4 separate regions of the Mus musculus genome follow, and all the other regions are linked to region 2. The links are chromatin loops, found by intact Hi-C in ENCODE. Cell type or tissue: left cerebral cortex. All regions are shown on one strand. Each heading gives the region's core, and the rest is flanking DNA. Links, peaks and the distances in the headings are about the cores only.

What was found. A loop is a pair of places that touch in the nucleus more often than their neighbours do. Peaks named below come from ENCODE experiments on the same cell type or tissue, not always from the same donor. Only the 100,000 strongest peaks of a DNase experiment are listed, where the experiment ranks them.
Region 1: it touches region 2 in a loop (4-fold over the local background); 16 of 42 quality-filtered maps call a loop at or near these places.
Region 3: a loop joins it to region 2, with 16 times the contacts of the local background. A loop is called at or near these places in 16 of 42 quality-filtered maps.
Region 4: it touches region 2 in a loop (2.7-fold over the local background); 2 of 42 quality-filtered maps call a loop at or near these places.

The regions. Positions count from the first base shown.
Region 1 is chr9:39,600,795-39,606,851 of GRCm38, forward strand. AW551984 (expressed sequence AW551984) reads right to left here and starts at 2,858. Exons shown (of 20, transcript NM_001199556.1): 1 at 2,733-2,858; 2 at 2,421-2,517; 3 at 1-43. The coding sequence starts at 28. In left cerebral cortex, for the core only: no CTCF peak of the experiment used is centred there; DNase peaks (open chromatin) are centred at 1,830, 2,066, 2,430, 3,288 and 1 more place; H3K4me3 peaks cover 861 bases.
Region 2 is chr9:39,505,773-39,511,829 of GRCm38, forward strand. Olfr957 (olfactory receptor 957) reads right to left here and starts at 5,946. Exons shown (of 1, transcript NM_146745.2): 1 at 5,011-5,946. The coding sequence starts at 5,946. The coding sequence ends at 5,011. In left cerebral cortex, for the core only: a CTCF peak has its summit at 3,395 (motif pointing right); a DNase peak (open chromatin) is centred at 3,413.
Region 3 is chr9:39,608,962-39,615,018 of GRCm38, forward strand. It overlaps Olfr148 (olfactory receptor 148), which reads left to right and starts at 4,608. Exons shown (of 1, transcript NM_146505.1): 1 at 4,608-5,540. The coding sequence starts at 4,608. The coding sequence ends at 5,540. In left cerebral cortex, for the core only: a CTCF peak has its summit at 3,214 (motif pointing left); a DNase peak (open chromatin) is centred at 3,204.
Region 4 is chr9:40,189,306-40,195,362 of GRCm38, forward strand. It overlaps Zfp202 (zinc finger protein 202), which reads left to right and starts at 3,011. Exons shown (of 7, transcript NM_030713.2): 1 at 3,011-3,132. In left cerebral cortex, for the core only: a CTCF peak has its summit at 3,368; DNase peaks (open chromatin) are centred at 2,361, 2,984 and 3,476; H3K4me3 peaks cover 1,609 bases; H3K27ac peaks cover 1,079 bases.

The sequences.
Region 1 (6,057 bases), core at 497-5,496, 95 kb after region 2:
TAGTGAGTAAGCCGCCAGAACGCACCATGTTGAAGCTGCGGTTCTGTGGAAAGATGCATCATTTCCTATAGTACATCGTTAGAGTCAAGCACTCAAATACCACCACCTGACATCTCTCTGGCAGAATGCATGCAGAGTGACTGTTTTAGAGCTAGAAAGAAGGATGTGGTGTGAGGAGAGGGAGATGTCAAAGATAAGGTTTTTATTAAATGGCAAACTAGGTGGGAAGATATGAGTCCTGAGGTGTCCACTAACAGGAAATGTCTGAGGCTGCTTTATACAATAATTCTACTTTCCCTAAAGTATGACTAATACAGTGCATCTCATACCTACTGAATAGGTGTCATAAGTTTAGCCCCACTAAGCATTAGTATGTCCTGTCTAAAATGAGAACCATAATACCAGCATGAAAATGTGTCAATCATATGGACGAGCTTTCTAGACCTGGGGCAGATCCTTAGAAGGCTTTCATCAATGACGTCAGCAGTGTTCCTGTTGTCATGGTCACTACTTTTCAATAAACATCTCCTGCTTATTATCTCATTCACACCACTCAGAGACCTATGTGAGCAGCTATGCAATTCAAGGGTTGTCTGCCTTCTGCCTTCTGGCTCCTTGTAAGTGAGTTGTCCTAGAGGGCAGAATGCAAATACATCACCAAGGTCACCTCCCAGCTTTTCTAATTTACACATGTATAAGATAAATGCGACATAAGCTCAATTTAAAAGTAAGATATCCCATTTCGTTTCTATAATAGTATAATATTTTTTAAAGCTAGAACATGTTATGGTTTTTTAAAAAAAATGGAAGGAGTTCATGCTTTATGATGGCCATGACTGTCCTATCACGGAGTCCGTATGTTGTTTGAGTCTCCCTGTTTGGTAGCTATGCAGGTTCTAAGGACCCTGAAGTCCATCAGGAATGATGAACCCTTCCCTTTCAGATGGCTTTGGTAACATTCGGAAGAGAAACATGAGCCTGGCCCCACTTCAGGATTGAAAATACCATGTGAAAATGGGGAGGTATGAGGGCTTTGCAGGGTGTGGTGGGGGAGCAATTAAAGGAGAGGTACTTCTTCCAGGTGAAAAGAATAAAATCTGAGTTGTACCTAAGGCCCTGGTTAGAGCCATACATTATATATTGTTATCCTTATCTTACGAGTTAATACAGTTGGGCTTGTCAGTCACCAGGTCAGGAGCCTCTCCAAAAGGTAGCCAGCTAAAGAGAAAGGACTGTCTTCTTAACGAGATAATTTACCCTGGTAACTGTTAGCCTTCCCACAATGTGGAGTTCACAGAGCTTCTGTCACACAGGACTCTATTGCCTACTGGCTTATGGTAGTAGGGCAAGCTTTCTAGATGTTTCTCTATAGACCCAAACTCTCCTTTGACAGCCACATAAATGCCTATATTAAGGGCATGGATAGCCTCTCTTCTCCTTCTAGCAGATGCCAAGTGGTTTGTCTTTCTTTCCTCCAACTCTAATATAACCATCCTGGAACTTCCTTCTAAGTCAGCTTCTTTCTTAATGTTTTTATTAAAGAGACTAAAAACCCACGCAAGTGAACACCGTTTTTGCACTAACACCTATGATGGGTGTAAATTTTTCCACGAGAGCATTCTGTATCTGATCATCATCACCTAGCTTCTCTTCCCCCGTTGTGAAAAAAAAAAAAAAAGAAAAAAGAAAAAAGAAAAGAGAAAAAAATGACCTGAGCTGCAGTGGCAGGCACCAACAAAGGTACTTTTCACTGGAGCTGAAGCGGCACTGCCTGGAACACACAGCATGCTCAGGACAACTGTTGCTCTGATGCTGATGAACCGGCTGAAGGGGCAGTTGATTTAAATACCTCCACCTTCCTACAACTATGCAAATAAGGGCTTTTGTCTTTCTTTGTGGCACAGCCCTACCTCAAAGCTTCCAAAGCAGTGGACAGTGCTACTCCTGGGCCAACCATCCTCATTTTAATAGCAATTACAAATCTGAGTTGTGACGTATCTTAGTGATACAGCATTTGCTTAGTATAGGCAGCGCGTGCGCGCGCGCGGGCACACACACACACACACACACACACGCAGAGAGAGAGAGAGGGGGGGGGAGAGGGAGAGAGAGAGCGAGCGCGCAATCTGCATGTTGATCACACTCACACACACCCACTCCCACAAATCAGCAGCTATGATTCTGGCTCAACTTGTTATTCTTCAACAGCTGCGGAATAAATCCTGGCTGTTAAAATGTTTTACCGCTTGACAGCAAAGCAAGAATTGCAACAGATGATAATTTATGAAAACACAGAGTATCTAGGAAAAAATACGGGGGGCGGGGGGCGTCCTTTAAATAAGACAAAATGTATAGGAAAGGCATGAGGCCAGGGAAAAGAATGCCTAATATCAATAGGAAGCTTAGAGCAGGAGACTCACCCAAGGGCTGAAAGATGTACTGTGTCTGGCAGCAGAGATCTCAGGCTGGCAGTGGCCACTGCAGGAGGTTGAGAGGAGAGAGGCAGACCACAGTCACCTGTAGTGAAAAACAAAACAAATATCCTTTATTTCCTGAATCTAACCTCATAGTAAATTTCGCTCGCGGAGGGATTTTCCTGACCACTCCACCCTTTCTCATATAAACAGTCAATTGTGGCAAGGCTCCATTCTGTCTCTCGGGGGGAAAAAAAAATGAGAAAAGTGTCTATCTAAGGTAGAGAGTTTCCTCAGGTGGGACCAAGATCCAAGAACCTGTTGTTGCTGGTGGTGGACGTGGAAGACCGAGGGCTTCTCAGTGAGTCACCCGGGATCAGCTCCGGTGTGGACCCTCAGGGCAGAACAACTGCAGTGAAGGGGGCGGGAGTGTGAAGAAACAGCTGGCCACTCCCCTGCTGTTGGCTGCTGGGAACTAGAAGCTAACCATGGAGGAGACTTGGAAAGGGGAGCTTACATAGTTTTTTTTGGGGGGGGGGGTAATTTCAATTTTCAATTGTCTGCTCTTGATTTTTAGCACCTCAAGACTTCCTGATATTTATTTATTTTAAGAACTTAAGAGCTCCAATCAGTTTTCAGTTTTCGTTCTAACTGCACTCCCATGGCACAATTTTACATAAAGCTGATAACTTAATTGACTGAAAGGAAAGGAACTTCAGAGTTTGAAGAAGTAGGCGCCAAAGATTTAAGGAAGTAGAGAAAGAGACGGTTTAAGACAGATGAGAACAAGAGGGACTTGCTTGAGGTTATTAGATGATTAAAGGATTCTTGCATCCCGATAAACTTCCAATGGCGCAGAAATCACTCACAAGTACCCACTCCCCACACTTGGCTCTTGCAGTTTAAGCAAGCCCCTAAAGGGGGATGGGCCTCCTGAATAAGTGGAGCCGGGGAAGGGAAGGCAATGTCCGGGATGGGAGTGGTTGGGTGTTTTCAGAGCTGGGAGAGGGATGTCTGCAGCGCTGGCTCTTACCTTCCCCAGAAATCCCGGTGCTGTGAGTCAAGAAAAATGAAAACAGCTGCGGATTAATTTTCCTGGAAAACACGCCCACCTCTCTGGCTCTGCTGTAACATAGCAACTCTATGACTGAAGCATCTGCAAGGAAGAGAATCCCTGTTAAATTTCCAAGATGCAGAGGATGGATCACAGACCAGGCAAAGTCAAAGGCAGGCAAATCCTTCTTCACGTGAACATTTAAAATTGTAACAACAGAAAGACCCGGTGTGGAAATGCGGTGCTTCTGTAACAAATTTAATTACCAATGGGTTTACATCAGCGCTTCGAAGTTTGAAGTTTGAGTTGAAGTTGAGGTATCCTGGCTTCCATCCCCAGGTTATGTTCCGTTCAGGGCACACACTGTAGAAATCACATCTGGTGCTGCTCACTGTCTGCTGGACTATCTACCAGCAAAAGCCAAAACCTGGCATACTAAACAGATTTCTTCCTCCATTGTGCTGAAATAAAAACCTAGAACTTGTCTTCCACAGAGGAGACATGACACACATCTTGTAAGAAGCAGAATTGGGGAGTATTTATGGCAAATATACACAAATAAATAGAACTTTATAGTTAACCATAAATCCAAACTTTATTTTAAAACAATGTGTAATTTACTTTTTCCATTTTAAAGTTTTTCATGAGTCCAATGATCAAACCTTTAAAGAAAAACGTCACTTTATATGCATACATATTGTACATACATCTGTGTATATATGAAAGGCACTGGTATATGAATTTGTATTTTGTCAATAAGAGGAGATAGGAATATGATTACCCAACAGTACTAGCTAGTTTTATTTCAACTTGACATAAGCTGGGGTCATTTGAGAAGAAGAAATCTTGATTGAGAATATGACCTCATAAAAATTGGCTTATAACAAGCCATTGGGACATTTCTCTTCCTGTCTCTCTTTTTCTTTTTCTTTTGTTTGTTTTCTTTGTCTTGAAAAGAGCACAGTTTTCCCTTATTGTAGTAGACATTTGCACTCATTTACCATTTTTACACTTTCCTTACATATGTTCCTGTTTTCATTTTTATCTTTGTCATTGAAACTGTTTTCCTCACTGTCTTTTTTTTTAAGTTTTGCTTTTTCTTTTCTCACTCTCTCTTTTCCCATCTCTCCTAGTTCAGAAGTCCCAAACTGTGTTCCTCCAGCTGCCAGCTGAGCAATCACCTGACTGTTTCTCTATTAAAGCCTCAGGAGCAGAAAGCGTTGCCCTTCCCCCAAGTAACTCAGAGAGGCCCCTGGATGCTGGAAAGTGACTCTGGTCACTTCTTACCCAGCATCTATCATGTCCTTGGACACTGAGTTTTCTCTTCATCACTTCAGAAAGCTACCAGCCTTTAATATTGTACCTTTTCCATTTTCTGTATATTCTTCTTTCTTAACTTTAATTAGACATTTGTAAAAATAATGCTTAAACTCTGTTCATGACTGTCTAATAATCTCTTTATCCCAACCTTCAGTTTTCACACAAGTCATTTCCTTCCTTCCTCCCTTCCTTTCCAGCTTTCTTTCTTTCTTTCTTTCTTTCTTTCTTTCTTTCTTTCTTTCTTTCTTTCTTTCTTTCTTTCTTTCTTTCTTTCTTCCCAACCAAAAATATGACAGAATAAGATAGAAAATAAAGCAAAACTATCACATTGAAGCTGCACAAGTCAAATCAACAAAAAGAAAATACCCCCAAGAGCAGGAACAAAAATCAGAGATTCATTGGGGCACATTCAGTCAGGAGTTCCATAAAATACTAAGAATACATTATACTATATACCCAGAGGACCCTATCCCCGGTGGCTTTTACAGTGTTTCTGCCTCCTGTTCTAAGGGATTCCTTGAGCTCTCAGGAAATTAGCACAGTTGAAAAATCCCATGTAGAGCTGTGTCTTTCAAGGACTCTCTCTAATGAGAGAGTAATGTCTACCTGTAGGTCTCTGTGTCTGTTCCCATCTGTTGCAGGAGGAAGCTTCTCTGATGATAGATATATCTATCAGTATAGCAGAATACCTTTGGGAATCATTGTATTGATACCTGTTGCTGTTATTGTTGCTGTTCTTGTTAGATCAATAGTATTTGACTTTTCCCTAGTTCTCTGGACTATTTAGTCTTTTGTTCTTGGTCACCCAAGCAGTATTGAGTATGAGTTTCAGCTTATGGAGTGGGCCTTATGTCAAATAAGATATTGGTTTGCTACTCTCACAACTTCTGTGTTACCATTGCCCTGGCATATCTTACAGGTAAGGCAGGTTGTAGGCCAAAGGTTTGGTAGATGGGTTCATATTTATATTTCTCTTCAGTAACCTGCAGAATATCTTCCACATCAAAGACATTAGAATTTAGAGGTAGGCACCAGGTCAGTATTTCCACATTCAGAGTTGTATGGATATTTTCCTTGGCAATGGGTCTTTGCTATCAAAGAGCAAGCCATTGCCTAAACAATAGCCTATTAGGTTGTTTGGGGATTTCCATGGGACCATTTTAGCCAAGGACTCAACTGAATGCAACCAAGTCTCAGTACTGGAATTCTTGTTTGGTAACAAAATATGGCCATTTTGGACTTATCTTTCCCATTTCTGGGAAACCTTAC
Region 2 (6,057 bases), core at 608-5,607:
GAATTCACATAAAAATTCATTATCATAGTCATGTCATCAGGGGAAGAAATTTTGCCTGGTTACCACTGGATGCCCAGTCTGCAGCCATTCAGAATGGGAAATATATTGACCAGGCTCTTTCCCCTCCTTCTCTTTATCTCATAAAGCCTTATTAACCCAAGAAAGTGACTCAACAGTGTTTCAGTTCTGGAGCCTCTGTCTCCTCTAAAGGAGCTCTGACGTTGTTATTTTCTCTACAGCTCCCCATATGAGGGAAAATGTTTCATTCTAAAACTCACCTTCCATGTGTGGTCCCTGAATTTCTTTTTTCTTAGTATTATTTAATTAAGACATAATAACATAATTTTTCCCCTTCTCTCTTCCCTTCAACCTCACCCCATGTCTGATATTCCCCACTTCTGCAATTTGCAGCATCGTCTCTTTTATCCATTGTTCCACATGCATATAAGCAATTCAATACATAAATACAACAGGCACAGTCTGCTCAGTGTGGCAGGCAAGTGTTTGTTTCTAGGGATGATGATTTAGGTATTGGATAAAGAAACAGGGGGCTCATTCTTGAGGAAGACTAATTCTTCATCTCTTGGCAGTGTTTAATTGCCTTTAAATATTGTTGTAGGCGTGAGAGGATTTCTTTATTCAAACCATGGAGACAAGAACCCCAAAGCAAATGCATCAGGAATAGGTAGGGTGGTTATTCTGTTTCCAGAATTCTGCCTCTCATGCTAAGAACAAGAGCCAACAAAAGCTGCTGCAAAAGTCTCAAAGACACTACCAAATTCCCATACAAACAATATAAAGGCCTCTCGACATAAAACTTAGTAGTTCTTTTAGTACTGTAAGTTTAGTCCACATTCATTTGTATAAAAATCATCTAATGATTCAGTTGCAGAATTAATATTCTGCAAATAAAATGAGAAGTCTTAGGATAAAGGGATGGAAAGAAACATTGTGAGATTGAGGGACAAGATGTAACACTAAGAGATCAGGCCAAGGACATAACGTGGGTATTTTGTTCCCTCGTCTAAGAAAGCTTGAAGTATCCACACTTTGGTCTTCCTTCTTCTTGAGTTTCATGTGCTTTGCAAATTGTATCTTGGGTATGCCAAGTTTCTGGGCTAATATCCACGTATCATTGAGTGCATATCATGTGTGTTCTTTTGTGATTGGGTTATCTCACTCAGGATGATATCCTTCAGATCCATCCATTTGTCTAAGAATTTCATAAATTCATTGTTTTTAATAGCTGAGTAGTACTCCATTGTGTAAATGTACCACATTTTCTGTATCTATTCCTCTGTTGAGGGACATGTGGGTGGGTTCTCTCCAGCTTCTGGCTATTATAAATAAGGCTGCTATGAACATAGTGGAGCATGTGTCCTTATTACATGTTGGAGCATCTTCTGGGTGTGATATTACCCAGGAGTGGTATTGCTGGATCCTCCAGTAATACTATGTCCAATTTTCTGAGGTATCGCCAAACTGATTTCCAGAGTGGTTGTACCAGCTTTCAATACCACCAGCAATGGAGGAGTATTCCTCTTTCTCCACATCCTATCTAGCATCTGCTGTCACCTGAGTTTTTGATCTTAGCTATTCTGACTGGTGTGAGGTGGAATCTCAGTGTAGTTTTGATTTGCATTTCCCTGATGACTAAGGGTGAACAAAATACCCATGGAAGGAGTTACAGAGACAAAGTTCAGAGCAGAAACTGAAGGAATGACCATCCAGAGACTGCCCTACCTGAGGATACGTACCATATACAACCACCAAACCCAGACACTATTGTGGATGACAACTAGAGCTTGCTGACAGGAACCTGATATAGCTGTCTCCTAAGCGTCTTTGCCAGTGCTTGACAAATACAGATGTGGATGCTTACAGTCATTCATTGGGTGGAGCACAGGGTCCCCAATGAAGGAGCTAGAGAAAGTACCCAAGAAGCTGAAGGGTTTTGTAACCCCATAGAAAGAACAACAATATGAACTAACCCAGAGCTCCCAGAGACTAAACCACCAACCAAAGAAAACACATGGTAGGACTCACAGTTCTACCTGCATATGTAGCAGAGGATGGCCTAGTCGGTCATCAGTGGGAGGAGAGGCTCTTGGTCCTGTGAAGGCTCTATGCCCCAATATAGGGTAATGCCAGGGACAGGAAGCAGAAGTGGGTGGGTTGGGGAGCAGGGGGAGAGGGGAGGGTATAGGGGGTTTTTGGAGTGGAAACCAGGAAAAGGGATAACATTTGAAATGTAAACAAAGTAAATATCTAATTTAAAAAAGTAAAAAGTAAAGAAAGAGAAAAAAGGAAGAAAGAAAGAGAGGGAGGGAGGGAGGGAGGGAGGGAGGGAGGGAGGAAGGAAGGAAGGAAGGAAGGAAGGAAGGAAGGAAGGAAGGAAGGAGAAAGAAAGAAAGAAAGAAAGAAAGAAAGAAAGAAAGAAAGAAAGAAAGAAAGAAAGAAAGAAAGGAAGGAAGGAAGGAAGGAAGGAAGGAAGGAAGGAAGGAAGAAAGAAAGAAACCTAACCCAAGAGGTTTATTGGGGGAGCAGAGAGACCAAAAGACAATTTTGAAATGAGAGAGAGAGAGAGAGGGAGATAGAGAGAGAGAGAGAATAAACATGACAGAAAGAGCAATCTGGGATGGATGGCCAGGGCCTTTTAGAAAGAGGTGCCTGTCCCTGGTAGAAATGTGCTGTATCTGGCAGGGATGGGAGTGACATGGGTTGAGTCACTGACAGGCAGGCTTGCAAAGCACACCTTATTTACAACAAAAAGTTCATAAAAGAAATACATTAATTTCAAAGTCATGATCTTAGGAGATCGGTAAAAGTGCATTAACATTATACAGAAAAGAGAAAAGTATGTGCTCGTGAAGAATAATTTAAACCACTCAATAAAAGCAGTAATTATATGTTTTGAAGACAGGAAAAGAAAGTATAGGACTTTAATATCACCTGCTAGAAAAAATGATTCTTCTAGATAAGTGAAATTAGATTATTGTGATTACAGCATATGGCACGGAGCAGTGTGGGTTAGGATAGGGGAGGAAAACATGAAATTTTACCCCATGGATAAAGAAAGATATGGGAGACTTTGATATGGAAGAAATCACTTTGTAGTTTAAAAATCCAGTAGATTCTTTCAAGCATGAAACTGTTACCTCTGTGTTTTTATTTTTAAATTGGAAATAAATTCATTTAAATGTTCTTCATAAATATTTACAGAGGAATATCCATACTTTAAAATTTCCTAAGAAATCTGCATATAAACTTCTTTCCTTATTCATTCTTGTCAAATTATTAAAACCATAGTGACCCTTGGCCAAGAGAGGGTTTGTTGTTGATGTTTTTGTTTTGTTCTTGTTTGTTGTTTCCCTAACGCGCAGATGGAAATTTTTCGCTATCCACCAGAGGGCGATAAAGCACAGTAAGTAGAAGACAGAGGCCAGAGCAGCCCCTGTGCTGCAGGGATTTGTTCAAAGATACACATCACAGATCCAAGATACTGACTAGATACTTAAAGTCTGTAAATATAAAGACCAGAAAGCCACAGCTGACATCGTAGTGCAGGGACAAACAACAGAACGAAGCAGAAAATCCAAAGATGATTTGGACAGGCAGAAAATCCTCCACCTTGTGTATTCCATTCTTTGGGCACAAATACCAAAGAGTATGTAGAATGCCCCAGAAACAAAACAGAAATGTATTGTCTGCTAGACTCCGAGAACCATTTCTAGGAGAGACGAAAGAATTCACCTTGCATTTACTACGCCAGAAGGAGTTCGAGCAATTGAGCCTCCTGTGGATAGTGTCACAGCTAGTGGGTCGGGTGATGGGGATAGTTTCTTCAAGACACAATACGTCGAGGGGGCTCCTTGGTGTCACCAGCACAACCTAAGCCTTATACTGTCTAGGTGACACCGGAGAGACTGGCTTCATTGAGAGAGGGTAGGGATTTTGTGAATGGAAACCTGTTTCCAGGTTCCTCAAAATATCAATGCATTTTTCATTTCAGAATGGCAGTAAGTTCAGGGGTCGGAAAAACGATGTTCCCACTTTACCGTTTTTATGTGAATAAATGGCTGAGCTGAATGTAACTGTAAAAGAATGTCATTTTAAAATTATGTTGGTTTATTTTTAATAACATGTACATGTGTGAGTGAGTATGGGTTTGTGCACTTGAGGGCTGCTCTAGAGAATCTGATGCCACTAGAATTAAAGGAGGTTGTGAGCTGCTCACCATGACTAGGAATCAGCATTGAGGTCTCAGCAAGAACAGTTTGCACTCAGTCTCTGAGCTGTGTCTTCGGCACAAGAGTGTCATGAGGAAAAAACTAAATGGATGAACTTTCCTTGAAGATTGGGAAAGATACAAAGTGGCCTATGAAGCAAAGGTGGTGATGTAATCCTGAAACTGTGTCAGAAGGAATGTCACAGCCCTGCCTGCCACCATGTGCATAAAGAATTCAGTCTCTTTCAGTAAAGTCTATCATTGCAAGTAGAAAATCTCATATTAGTTATTCATATATAGTCGATCATATTTCTATGAGTATAGTAAAATTAAGATTGTATTTTTATTTATATTTCAAATGGTTACAATTGTTCACTTAAAAGTGATAATTTCAAAACTGTGACTACCAGTACACTTAATTTAAAAGTTCAAGAATTCCAAATATTAAGCAATTCAAATGTTACTGAAAATGTATTACTGTCTGATTTAACAAAAATAAATTTTACCTAAAAAGAACAGTGTTCCAGACTTACAAAGCAAAATAGCTAAATGTGTTTGCTATTTGAAAACCTATTTAAAAGTAATATACGTAATTCCAGACAGTTAGATTGTGGGTCACCCAGAGTGGCAGTGGACTTCATCCTCGGAGTCCAGTGCATTTTATTCAAAATAAACAAGCATTCATAAAACCCCATGACTCATGAGGGTGCGCTGTATGTCTTCGCTGTACACTTCAGGGGCCTCTTCAGTTGTAAAGTTTTGCTTAAAGCGTGTCCTTCATTTCACATGAATTCTCTTCTTCCTACAACCTTATAGAAGGCAACTTTGACATCTTTATTCCTCAGACTATAGATCAAGGGGTTCAGCATGGGCACAACAATGGTATAAAATACAGAGGACACTTTCCCTTGGTCCATGGAGCTGACTGATGATGGCTGAAGGTACATGAATGCTAGAGATCCAAAGAAGACAGCAACAGCCAAGATGTGGGAGCTGCAGGTGCTGAAGGCTTTGGACCTGCCTTCAGTGGAAGGAATGCGGAGGATGCTGGCTATGATGAAGATGTAGGAACTGAGGATGGTCAGAGCTGGGACAGTAATATTAAATGAACTGAAGGACAGTCCTAGTATTTCATTGATAAATGTATTGGAACAGGATTGTTCCAGGAGTGGTAAAAGATCACAGAAGTAGTGGTTTATGTCACCAGCTTTGCAGAAAAGCAGTCTAAGCAGGCAGACTGTTTCCCCTGTGGCACAAATCAAGCCTACACTATACACCCCCACTACCATCCAGGAACACACTTTGTAAGACATGGTAACATTATATAGCAAGGGGTTACAGATGGCAACATAGCGATCATAAGCCATGACAGCCAGCATGTGACACTCCGAAACAGCAAAAACATCAAATAAGTAAAACTGAGCCATGCATTCTGCATAAGAAATGACACTCTTCACCATGACAAATTTCTCCAGCATTTTGGGCATGATGACACTGGACTGGCAGAGGTCAACGAAAGACAGATTACTGAGGAAAAAGTACATGGGGGTGTGCAGGTGAGAAGAGAACAGGATGAGCATGACCATGCCCAGGTTTCCTATGACTGTGACCACATAGATTCCTAGGAAGAGGAAGAGCAGGGGCAGCTGTAGCGCTGGCTTCTCTGTTAATCCAGTGAGGATAAATTCAGTCACAATGGAGAAATTTCCTTCTGCCATTTTCTTCTGAGGTCCTATGCTGAAAGAGATTTATGTTTTTAAGACAGGTGCTTACTGTGCTTTTACATTGTAAAATTTCAAACAGAACTCATTTTTTTCTGCCTGATATCT
Region 3 (6,057 bases), core at 432-5,431, 100 kb after region 2:
CCCACGGTGAACAATACCACGGGGAACTGTGAGAGAGTTTCGAGGGAAAGAGCAGAGGACCTTTATCTCAGGTATATTTTGTTCCCTGTATTGTTCTTAGACCTGATTTCACTACTGCTCTGACAAACATTTGCATTCAACTTATAAGACATGTTTATTCTTGTTGAATATCAGAGCATAGCTTTATAACACAATGTGGTCAACATACCCTGAATCTGGATATGACCTTTTGCCTTGCTTTTGTGCTTTCTCAGGTATAATCTATAGTATGTGCCTGGGAATTGTTGTTAAATTGGTCTGTTTTGAGAAAATTCTGGCAAAAGGCTACTCTGTTAATATTTAGTATGTGTTGATTGGTGTTTATTTACAATGTTTTTCTCATCATGCTTTTTCTGAATTCTAACAAATTTTCTTGAATTTTTTACATTCATGTATAAAAGTACACGAAAACTGAAATAAGGTTGTCTACAGCATCAGACTGTATTCTAGCCTATTCTTCCAGCAGAGAAGATCTGCATAGATCATCCAAAATCTCAACAGGGCAGAAAGATAACCCAGTAGGCAAAGGTGCTTCTTGCCAAGCCTGCCCATCTAAATTTAATCTCAATCCAAATGGTGGAAGGTGAGAACTGACTCCTGAAAGTTGTCCTCTGGCCTCCACATGCAGCCCTTGACATACAAAATAAAAGAACATGAAAATAACTAAGTGACAAAGACAATATTTGGTAATGAAGGGGCTAAGTAATACAAAATACCATCATGGGCTTTAATTTCAGGTACAGTCTGGTAAAATGGGCCCTTTGCAAGTTCCTCTGGAACTTCACTCAGCTCATGCCACAAGTCCGTTACTTGCTCCTGAGGCAGTGGAAGGTACCCCCAAGTGCAGGGCACATAAGCTCTGATGGCATGCTCTTTCCTTGTATGTTTCCCTTCTATGTACATAAAAGAAGTACAGTCTAGATTAATGGTAAATGCATAATAATATATAATCTAACAATAAAGTGGTTATATCACTATTAAAGATATATTTTTCAAGATTATATGTACTAAATGCATACATGACTGGCAATATAGTAGGTTTCTTTGTCACCAGAACAAATAGAAAACAAAATGTTCTATGACTTTTTCATTTCTATCACACCACTAGGTAATAGGAAGTTTTGGGGCTTCGTAATAATTTTCTTTATCTTCTCATACAAGTCTGTTTGGCCTGGGTGGTGGTTGATAAAATTATCTGTTTTCTGTAAATGACTATAGTGTGAAAGACTAGAATTTAAGACTATTTCAGATTTGATATATCAATCCAAAAGTCTGTCATTCTTAAGTATACCATTACTTAATATTTGAAAATAATTCATTTTCCCCCTTGTTTTCATATTAGAAGAGTTTTCTGCTTGAAATAAGTATACGCTTGTTCGAATAAAAGCATTTCCTGCCTCTATTAAACTTGTATTACTTTGTGAATGACTTCTGATCAGTTGGACACAAGAAGTGATAAGAAATAAAGAATCAGGCAGAACCTGAAAGCAAGAACAATTGAGCAAATGAAATCCCTAAGGTCCCTGGAAACACTAGGAGTCAATGAAATTCTTGCCCTAGTTAGAAAAGTAAATAAATAAATAAATAAAACAAACATTGTGATAAAAACCAACCCTCAAAACAAGGTCTGAAGGGATTCACACGCTGGGTCCCACTTGAATACTGTGAAACTCTTCTCTGCTTTTAATTGTTTCCTACACTCAGAGGGCTTAGTCTCCCTGAGCCTCTGGATAGATTGAGGATGGGGCTCTACAGGGATCAAGAAGCCGTTTGAAGTTCCACAGATGTAGGATGATTTAGCTTCTCATGACAAAGGAAATCACCCCAGGTCCCAGCAGATATACAACAACCTCTGTGTGTGATTCTGACTGAAAAGGAAGAGCAAGTAGGATCTGAAGCTGCAAACTAGATACCCAATTCTAGGGGAAAGGAGAAGACTATGGTGGGGAGTGCACACCTACAAAGACGAAACTGATAGCAGAAGGAGGGAACTCTGTCTTTCATCTTTGAGTCATTTATAATCCACTCTTCCTGTAAGTGTTCATATCATCTCTTCCTGCGTCTCTCAGTTTTGTATTGTCCTCTCTCCAGGAATGCAGAGATATAGATTTAGTGTGGAAAATGACTATGGGGGCTTCCTTCTCCTTTAGAAGGATGCCCAGGTTCCTTTCCCCATTCTCTGTCTCACAGACATGTTGGAATGGAGCTATTTTTTGTTCCCAATTAATTGAACATCTGTCCTATTCTGAGAATTATAATGTGATTATGCATAAAAAGTTAGTTTTAGTGTATTCTTTACAGAGAGAAAAACAATTATGAGACAAAGATATATAAAAGTAAGCAACCTGACTCCCTGGAGACTGGAAACAGTTCTTGTAGTATGGCTCAATTTGTCTCATGTGTTCCTATGGGGTGACTTTCTAAAAGTTGCATTCCAGTTTTGTTTGGTCTTGGCCAAACCCTGCTTCTTTGAATGATCCCATCTGGACTTAAGTTAGGAACTACTACCTCTATGCAGGCATCTTCTTAAAATCTCTAACACAAAGCTACCTATAATAAGTATAATCACAATAAATGATTGGATAAAATCACACTATGTATCAATGCTTTCCAAAACTGTTATCTTATGTACTTTTTACAGTGACTTTGTGAAACAATGGTTATCATTTAACCAAAACCAAGCCCAAGGTGGTCCTCATCCTATACCAACCTAGACAAAAAATCTTAAAAATATTTCCTCGTATCTTCATTCTCTTATGGCCCCCTCTCCCAGAAGATAGCAATAGAAGTCTATAATTCTCAAAGTTGTTTCATGAACATTGTCATATTTAAACTTCACAGTGCTTCTAGGGTGGGGATATATTCTAATTTAATCAACAATAATCATTTAGTGGGTGGTTGATAGGAAAAACACACAGTTTCAAGTTTACTTCCTCATCTATTTTGCCTTGATTTCTGACTGCAAAATATTACCTTTATTTATTCATTATTTTCTCACAGTTTGAAGCTCACATATCACAACCCACAGTTTTCTAGACTACCTGTTTAAATGTGTTTGCTAAGAATGTGTTCAAATACTAAGTACTTAAATGACAGCTATTTGTTGTGCATTAATTGCAGGCTCTGAAACATCCCAGGAGGCTATGCAGAATGATGCATAGCATGAGAGCCACCCAGTGGCCAAGACCTCTTCTACAGTTAGGAATAAATTCAAACTAACCTCTTTGGAAATAGAGGATAGTAAAAAACAAAAAAAGAAATCTGACTTCCTTCCAGCTAAAAACACAGAGAACTAAAACTGAAAGAACTTGATAGGATACGCTGTCTATGAACATTATCAAATGGCACTAGGGAAATAAGACAGTTGAACTAATGAATTATGCCACATTAGGCACTCCGTGAAAAGGAAACATGGTATAAGCCCAGTACCTATACACACCATTATATGTAATTCTGGAATATGGTATCTAAGGCTATAAAAATGATCATATATAATTTTGTATTAATTCAAGTATTTTTATACTACACATTTTATAGTTTCTGTTACAAAAATATCTAATAACCACACCTTTGAGATAGACAACTAGCCACAAAACTCTCGAAAAGATGTCTGAGTCTCAGGAGCTTGCTTCTATCCTTCCATAGACAGAAAACAGCACAGAGCAGGAGTGTGTTGTCAGCAGCAGGATGAGAGGAAACTCATCAATTGTTGTATTGTTGTATTGTTCTAAGAAAGCTGTGACCCCCAAGTTCACATCTGATAACCATGTAGTCTGTTTGATGAACTCTTTGAATAACTCTGCAAATGATTGGATAATCAGAAAATAATAATCAAATAATCAGAAACTTGAGTTTTCAGGTCATTTTGTTAAACATCACAGAAAATCAGGAAGGATTATCATACTAATACTCACTAATCGCAAGTATTTCTAGGAAAATACTTAAAATTCAATTTTAACATCATCTGCGATGATTAGACAAGTCTAATGAAACTAAATTTAAATTTGATTCTCTTCTAAAATAAATTGTTAAATTTAGTGTGTGTGTGTGTCTATTTATGTGGTGTGTGTGTGTGTGTGTGTGTGTGTGTGTGTGTGTGTGTGTTTAGTTTCCCTTTTGAAGTATGCAGAGATAGAACTATAGCGATACAGTGCAAGACATTTTCCTGTATAGTGAACTAATGGGCTCATGAGTTCACTCTCCAGTTAATCTCTTAGAAAAGACTATTTGATGCTCTTTCTTTAGTTAACCTTTGATTCACTGAGGCCAAACTTACTGCCTCCAGACTCAGTAGGGAGTCCTTACCAAAAAGTGCACCCTAACCAGGTGTGTTCTATCTACACGCACTCCTGAATATCAATTAATCAAGCATTTTTTCCTGCATGATGTATCTAGTATTGTGTAATGATGGGTATTGTTTCATAACCATGAACAGGCCAAGAGACTGACTTTAGATTTTATCACAAATGATGATTAGCATATTAATGTTGAATTTATTATATTTATTCTGCTTCATTGTTTTCATGTATAGTTGACAGTTGTTTCCACCAAGACCACCTCTGAAGATAATGGATAATTACACACTACTCAATGAATTCATTCTTCTCGGAATACCCCAGACACAAGGACTGGAGACTTTACTCTTTGTGGTGTTCTTATTCATATACTTCTTCACCTTGCTCGGAAATTCACTCATCTTTACAGCAATCATTTCTTCATCTACCCTTCACACACCTATGTATTTCTTCTTGGGACTTCTATCCGTTTTTGACATGTTGTTCCCATCAGTAACCTGTCCCAAGATGCTATTTTATCTTTCTGTAAGGAGTCCAGCCATCTCTTACAAAGGATGTGCCGCCCAGCTCTTCTTTTATCACCTTCTGGGTTCTACTGAAGGATGCCTCTATTCTGTGATGGCCTATGATCGTTATGTTGCGATATGTCACCCACTGAGATACATGCTTATCATGAAGCCTGGAGTGTGTGTGAGCTTGGTAATAATAGCTTGGTTAGTGGGCTGTCTTCATGCCACCATCTTGACCTCTTTAACCTTTCAATTAGTCTACTGTGCATCCAACCAAGTGGACTATTTCTTCTGTGATCTTCCTGCAGTTTTACCCCTGGCTTGTACTGACAGTAAGTTGGCCCGGAAGGTGGGTTCCATCAATGTTGGCTTTCTGGCTCTGATGCTTCTCTTCAGTGTTTGTGTCTCTTATGTACACATTGGGGTTGCCATTCTGAGGATCCGTTCAGCAGAGGGCAGGCAGAAAGCATTCTCCACCTGCAGTGCCCACCTCACTGCCATTCTCTGTGCCTATGGACCTGTAATCATCATCTACCTGCAGCGCACACCAAACCCTCTGCTTGGGGCTGTGGTGCAGATATTAAATAATATTGTCTCACCCATGCTCAACTCTTTAATATATTCATTGAGGAACAAGGAAGTGAAGAGATCCTTAAGGAGAGTTTTCCAGAATATAACATTTCATGGTCAGAAATGAATTGTACACTTAATGATGGTATACAAAACTTTATCTCTTAGCTTCTTCTTCCTTCAGCAGATGGGAACAAATACAGAGACCCTCAGCCAGATATTTACCAGAGAATAAGAGCCTTGGAACACTCAAACCTAAACAGGATATCTCTATCTAATTCCTCCCCTTTGGACTCAGAAAACCCAGAGGAAGAAGAGACAGAGTGTTAGAGCCGGAAGGCATGAGCAACACCACAGAAACAATGGCCACTAAATCAACATGAGCAAAAATCATATGAACTCACAGAGGCTTAGGCAGCAAGCAAACGGCCTGCATGGGTCTGCACCAGGTGCTCTGCTTGTTCATTATGGCTTCCAGTTTGGTGTTTTTATGGGTCTGCTGAATGTAAGAACCAGTGGGCCTCTGTTTTTTGTATCTTCTGTTGTGTTCTTTTCCTTGTGTTTGTATGTTTTGTTCCAAAGTGTTACTTGGTGTTTTGTATTAAATCTTATTTTATTTTATTATTTAAAAATGACCTAACATT
Region 4 (6,057 bases), core at 481-5,480, 680 kb after region 2:
TGATGATGCCAGCGAGTCAGCTTGTAGAGATGAGTATTACATATGCCCTTTTCCCAATGATGAAGACTATCATTTAAAACCCATCAAAACTTAGCATTTTAAAAGGATTATTGTACATTCCTTTCGGTATTAAATTGAACACATACACTCAGAAACAGGCTGTATGAGAAAAGTGTTATTATCTCAATTGCTATACCTTATGTTCACTAAAAAAAAAAAAAAAAAAAAAAAAAGCAGCTCTACATTGGAATTGATAATTCCATGGATTTTACCCAAAGCTATCTAGAAAGTAATGGAAATTGCCTTGGATAAGAAAATGTGGATATTAGCCCAAAACCTAGGATACCCAAGATATAAGATACAATTTCCTAAACACATGAAACTCAAGAAAAATGAAGACTGAAGTGTGGACACTATGCCCCTCCTTAAAAGTGGGAACAAAACACCCTTGGAAGGAGTTACAGAGACAAAGTTTGGAGCTGAGATGAAAGGATGGACCATGTAGAGACTGCCTTATCCAGGGATCCACCCCATAATCAGCATCCAAACGCTGACACCATTGCATACACTAGCAAGATTTTATCGAAAGGACCCAGAGGTAGCTGTCTCTTGAGAGACTATGCCGGGGCCTAGCAAACACAGAAGTGGATGCTCACAGTCAGCTAATGGATGGATCACAGGGCTCCCAATGGAGGAGCTAGAGAAAGTACCCAAGGAGCTAAAGGGATCTGCAACCCTATAGGTGGATCAACATTATGAACTAACCAGTACCCCGGAGCTCTTGACTCTAGCTGCATATGTATCAAAAGATGGCCTAGTCGGCCATCACTGGAAAGAGAGGCCCATTGGACACACAAACTTTATATGCCCCAGAACAGGGGAACGCCAGGGCCAAAAAGGGGGAGTGGGCGGGTAGGGGAGTGGGGGTGGGTGGGTATGGGGGACTTTTGGTATAGCATTGGAAATGTAAATGAGCTAAATACCTAATAAAAAATGGAAAGAAAAAAAAAGAAAATGGAGTCATCTTTAACAATCTACAGAGAATAAAGTAACAGTGATGAAAGGAAGAGAACAAAGGACCAAACTTGATCCAGGAAAAGTCTGTGTCTATTTCACCAGGCCAAGGGATGCCCAGATAACTGGACAAAAATCTGTGTCCCTTACACACCCTTGCCATGTGTTTGAGTGTGGAAGTTATTAGCACTTGAATCAGTGGGTCTCAGTCAATCTGTTGAGAGCTGAATAGAAGAGAAAGGCAGGAGAGAGCAAAATACCCTCTTTTAAGGCAAGGCATTGTTTCATCCTGATATACCAAGAACCTGATCCTGGAACCTGCTGATGCCGGGTTTGCAGCGACACCCCACCTTCACCTACCTGTTCTGGGGCTGGATGTCGCCACCAGTTTCTCAGCTCTCCATTCTGCAGTCCACACAGATCCTGCACCATCATCTCAGCCTCCATAATTGGAGGAGCAAATTCTCATACTAAACCTTCATTACTTAGTACCCTTCTCGGGGTACTTAGCCCCATTAACGATAGAATTTTAAAATGCACTAAGAAGAAACCTCAAAGACAATTTTATTAGACAAAACAAAAAACAAAAAACAAAAAACAAAAAAAAAACAGAGCAGGCAAACTAAATTTCAGTTTCAGCCCCTGCCTAGAAAAAGAAAATGGACAAGAGGAAGAAAACAAACCTGTCATTGTAAGCAGTCACATAGTGCAGCAGAGGGAGGGATACTTCAGAAAATAATAGAAAGGCTCCAAGTAACAGAAAAAGCATACTTTGGCTCTGTCCAGTGTCCTCAGATAAAGATTTAAAAAAAAAAAAAAAAAAAAAAAAAAAAAAAAAAAAACGAAGGGGAGGAGGAGGGGGAAGAGGAACAGGAAGAGGAAGAGGAGGAGGAGGGGAAAAGTATACCTTAGTCAGGACTCAGAAGGGCAGACAGACCTGCCCATTCTGGCACTGACTGCCTGAACTGAACAGAATCAGGTTTCTGAAAAAGTACATTATCTATCTCATTAAAGGGATACCGTCACCAACTCCCATGTCTTTTACCACGGTATTAAGTGAACTTGCATTCTGGTGGGGTGGTCAGGTGATTGGCTGGGCACAACTGGATTAAATCTCACGATTGCTCGGTCTTCAGCCAGGCTAGAGGTAGACTCCATCCACTCCTTTGACCGAAGAACAGTCTTCCAGTTGGGGCTTCAACAAAGCTTTGATCAAGGGTGTTGTAACACCCTCTGCAGAACACAGCTGCCTCTCTAGCAAAAGCAATTAACATGTCCAGTTCAAAGTATGCTAAGCAGTCTCGAGCAGTTTGTCCCATGAACGGAAACGGTTTTCAAGAAATGGCTGAAAGGAGAAGACTTGCACATGTCACCATGTGACATTCAGGGCAAGATGGACTATAGAAGTGTTAGGGACAAAGACAAAAATGAACAACTTAGATCAGGGAAGACAGTGGCAAAGAGGCACCAAAATAGCACACAAAGGTTAATAGACAACACCACCATTTCCTTACTGAGCTTCAGTCTACCTTCCAGTTTTTAGTTCTAAGACCAACAGTTTGTGTTTTTTCAAGACGGACAGAGTTGACAGGCAGATGTTCTGGCGGCCCGGCAACAGCTGTGCATGAAGGAGCCAGCATTCAAATCTAAACCTTTCTTTTTTTATTCTTCCATGCTTGAAGGAAAAGAAAACTGCGTGGGAAGGAGGGGATTCTCTTGTGGAGATGTAGATACCAAAACCAACATGAAAGATGAAAACAAAACCCTGTAGGAAGTGGACAATGAATACCACGCCTAGGAAGGTGATGGGTTTGCCGCAAAGGGGACTGGCCATAGAGGGCAGCAGTCCAGGGAATGCTTCCCGGCATGGGTCTCACTGGAGAAGCCCCAGGCTTCGACCAACAGGAACACAACGAGTGGACCAAACCTCCTACAGCCTAGACAGGCTCCAGCACCCCTTGGAGGTGGGGCGAGTGGTCGCTTCCGGTTCCGGGCGCAGAGGACCCACGTGTTCCGACCCGCTGGGCCCCGCGCGACTCGGATCCCGCTCGGCTCTTTCGGCCGGGAGTGGGTGGGGGAGCACCGGGCAGGGGAGGAGCCGCCGGAGCCGCGGGAGACGTGAGTGTCGGGGACCTGGCCGGCGAGCGGGCACCGCAGCGGGCGGGGAGGGAAGGGCAGGAGCATTGGGAGGGGCAGCAGACCCCGCCCCCCCGGCGCCGGGGGACAGCGCCTGCCAGGGAAGGGGTGGCGGCGGGGTCCCCGCGGCCTGGGCGTTGTAACCATGTCACCTCCTCGCGGCCAGAGCCGGGACGTCCGGAGACAAGGGTGGCACTCCAGGCTTCTCTGCCCAGCCACCTCCTTCCGCCCCCTCTGGGGGCCTGCGGACATGCACTGTGCCCCTCGGATTGCGTCCATACCAACCGCTCCGGTGCGCTAGAAGCCAGTGGGGTGTAGCCTAGGCCCCTTGACGCCCACCTTCCCCTCTCTTCAGACTTTTCACTCTGCATCGCACATTGCTCCAGAGCCCTCCCTGCAGGTTTTGCCTTCCCTCCTTCCCAGCGAACCCCGCCCCCTTCACATGCGATCTTATCACCTGTGATCCTTGCCAGTCCTTGGCCGTCTAGCGTGTGGCTCTCACCTGGCTTAGTGACAGGCTCAGAACTTCCCTGTAGAGCTAGAGGCTACTGTCTGCACTGTCTGAACTTCTTTCTTCCTACCCCTGACAACCAGCTCGGGGACCTCTTCTCCAGCTCATCTCACCATCTGCGGGACTTTCCATAGTGGACTGAAAGTTTGCTAGTTTTTTATTCCATGGCCGACCTGGTCCTCTCACACACTTTCCCCTGGGCTGTGGCTGTCTCGTATTCTACACATGGATAGCGCTGTCTTTTCTCTGTGCAGAACTCCCCAAAGGGAGATCTCTAGGTCCAGCTTATCGTCTTGGTCGTGGTTAGGAGTGCCACATCTAGGGTTTTGCTGTCAGGTTATTCTGTCCATAGTCTACAGGTGAAAGGCAGTAGGGAAAGCTTGGGGCAACGAAGTCACAAGGCATCTCTCTGTGCAGCTTTTTCTTTGAAGCAGCCCCATGGACCTTAATCCAGAAAACAGTTTCAATGAAGTGTCAGGATGGCTGTGAGAAGCTTGCTAGGAGAAGCAAGTGACAGTGGGATATTTGGAGGCCATCAAATATCTTGAGTCACTTTCTGCTATTGCTGCCTAACATAAAAGGGTTAGGAGGAAGGCAGTACATTTTTCTTCTAAGACAGCTGCTGACCTTTCCTCCTGTCTCCTATGTACACACCCTTTGCATTCTACCTGTATAATTGCAGGAGACAGTCATTCCAAGGCCACTGCAAGACCTACATCACTATTGAGGGACTCCTGTCGTTTCAGAATATACAGGTGTGGTGACTATACCACTCAACACAGGCATAAAACAACCCTAGGCTTTCTGTTTTATTTTCCTCTCCTGCCTGAATGTCAGCGTTGCTGGATAAGTTTGTGCTTTTCTGCATGAAACCTCAAATTTACTTCCTTTGCCCAGATAGTGGGTATGGAGTTTATCATACATGAATCCGCATGTAAGACTGAAGTGGTGCTCTGTGTTCTGTATTGACCATTTTGAGAAACACTATTTTTGGCCAGACCTCCCTCTTGGTACCTGCCTTACAGAGGTTTGAGGACAAAGACTTGCAAATACTAGTAGTGTTGACTAATCTTTGATGGGTGATCTTACCATTCGAGTGTGAGTTATTTATGATATTACATGCTTTTAAGACAGAAAGCCAAATGCTCTATTATCTTTTGTGGCATGTTAAGATGAAATACTGATGAGGGTTTGTTTCTGGTTTGGTTTGGTTGCTTGCTTGCTTGTTTGTCTTAGGACAGTGTCTCTCTATATATAGCTTTGGCTGTCCTGGAACTCACTGTAAAGACTAGGCTGGCCTAGAACTCACAGGGTCCCGCCTGCGTCTGCCTCATGAGTACTGAGAGTAAAGGCTTGCAACCAGCTCCCTTGATTTTCTTGATTCCCTTGATAAAGAGTTTCCCATTGCTGATCACAGGTCAGATCTTATTCTAGGTTTCGATGTGAATTCCTGATAGTGCTAAAGTTCCTGCTGTTCCCTGATCAACTTTGTCACGGCTTCTTCCCCGCTCTGCTCAGCACTTGGAATAGTAGGAGATATAATATTCAGTGTATGCTTATGAACTGAATCAAATCTGTGCACTTCTCCCCTCAAAGTTTCTCACCATTGATACTAAAGCAGTCTGTCTCTATTGAACAGTAAAGCAAGGTAGACTTGATTGATAAATTCCCCAAAGAACTTAGAATGTTTAATACCCAATTCCTACAGCTGTCTGAATGAAGGACTTATCACCTAGGAGCGCTGGCACCCACTAATTACGGTACTTCTGTTGAGGCGTGTATTTATTGAGCTTCTTTCCCCGCAAACTACCTGGAAGAATGATTCAGGTCTAGGAACATATCCTTGCTTAGGGGTCCCAGCTTACCAAGGAAAAGACACTAAACTACCCACGAGGAATGACTGCTGGGATTTCCTCTGTGCTCTCAGATTCTGCTAGGTCAAACCACAGAGATCCCAACCTTTGTCATATATATATGCAAGAGAGCCTCAGTCCAAGCCAGAAGGAAATCACCTAGCATAGAGCACTAGGTAGCCAGGATGTATTGGTTGTATACACATAGACAGTAACTTTCCTGAGTTACCTACATCCACTCCTGGGGTCCAGCTATTGTCTTATTATTTATCCTTTTCCTATTAAGTGATCCTTTCTCTGTTGTAAGATTATTGTTGCCTGTATTTGTTGTGGGAATTTTAATATATCTGCATAACTTTGGCTGCCAAATAATAAATGCTGTTTTCTTCCTGGTGGGTGTCAAGTGTTATGTCCCTTACATTTTCAGCTTCAGATTAATTTGTGGCATTTTGCCTTAAATTTGTATTTAAAGATTGACGCACATTATTTAAGTCAGTAACTAATCCTGGGTACTACCCATTAAATGTAGGATGATTCACTTCA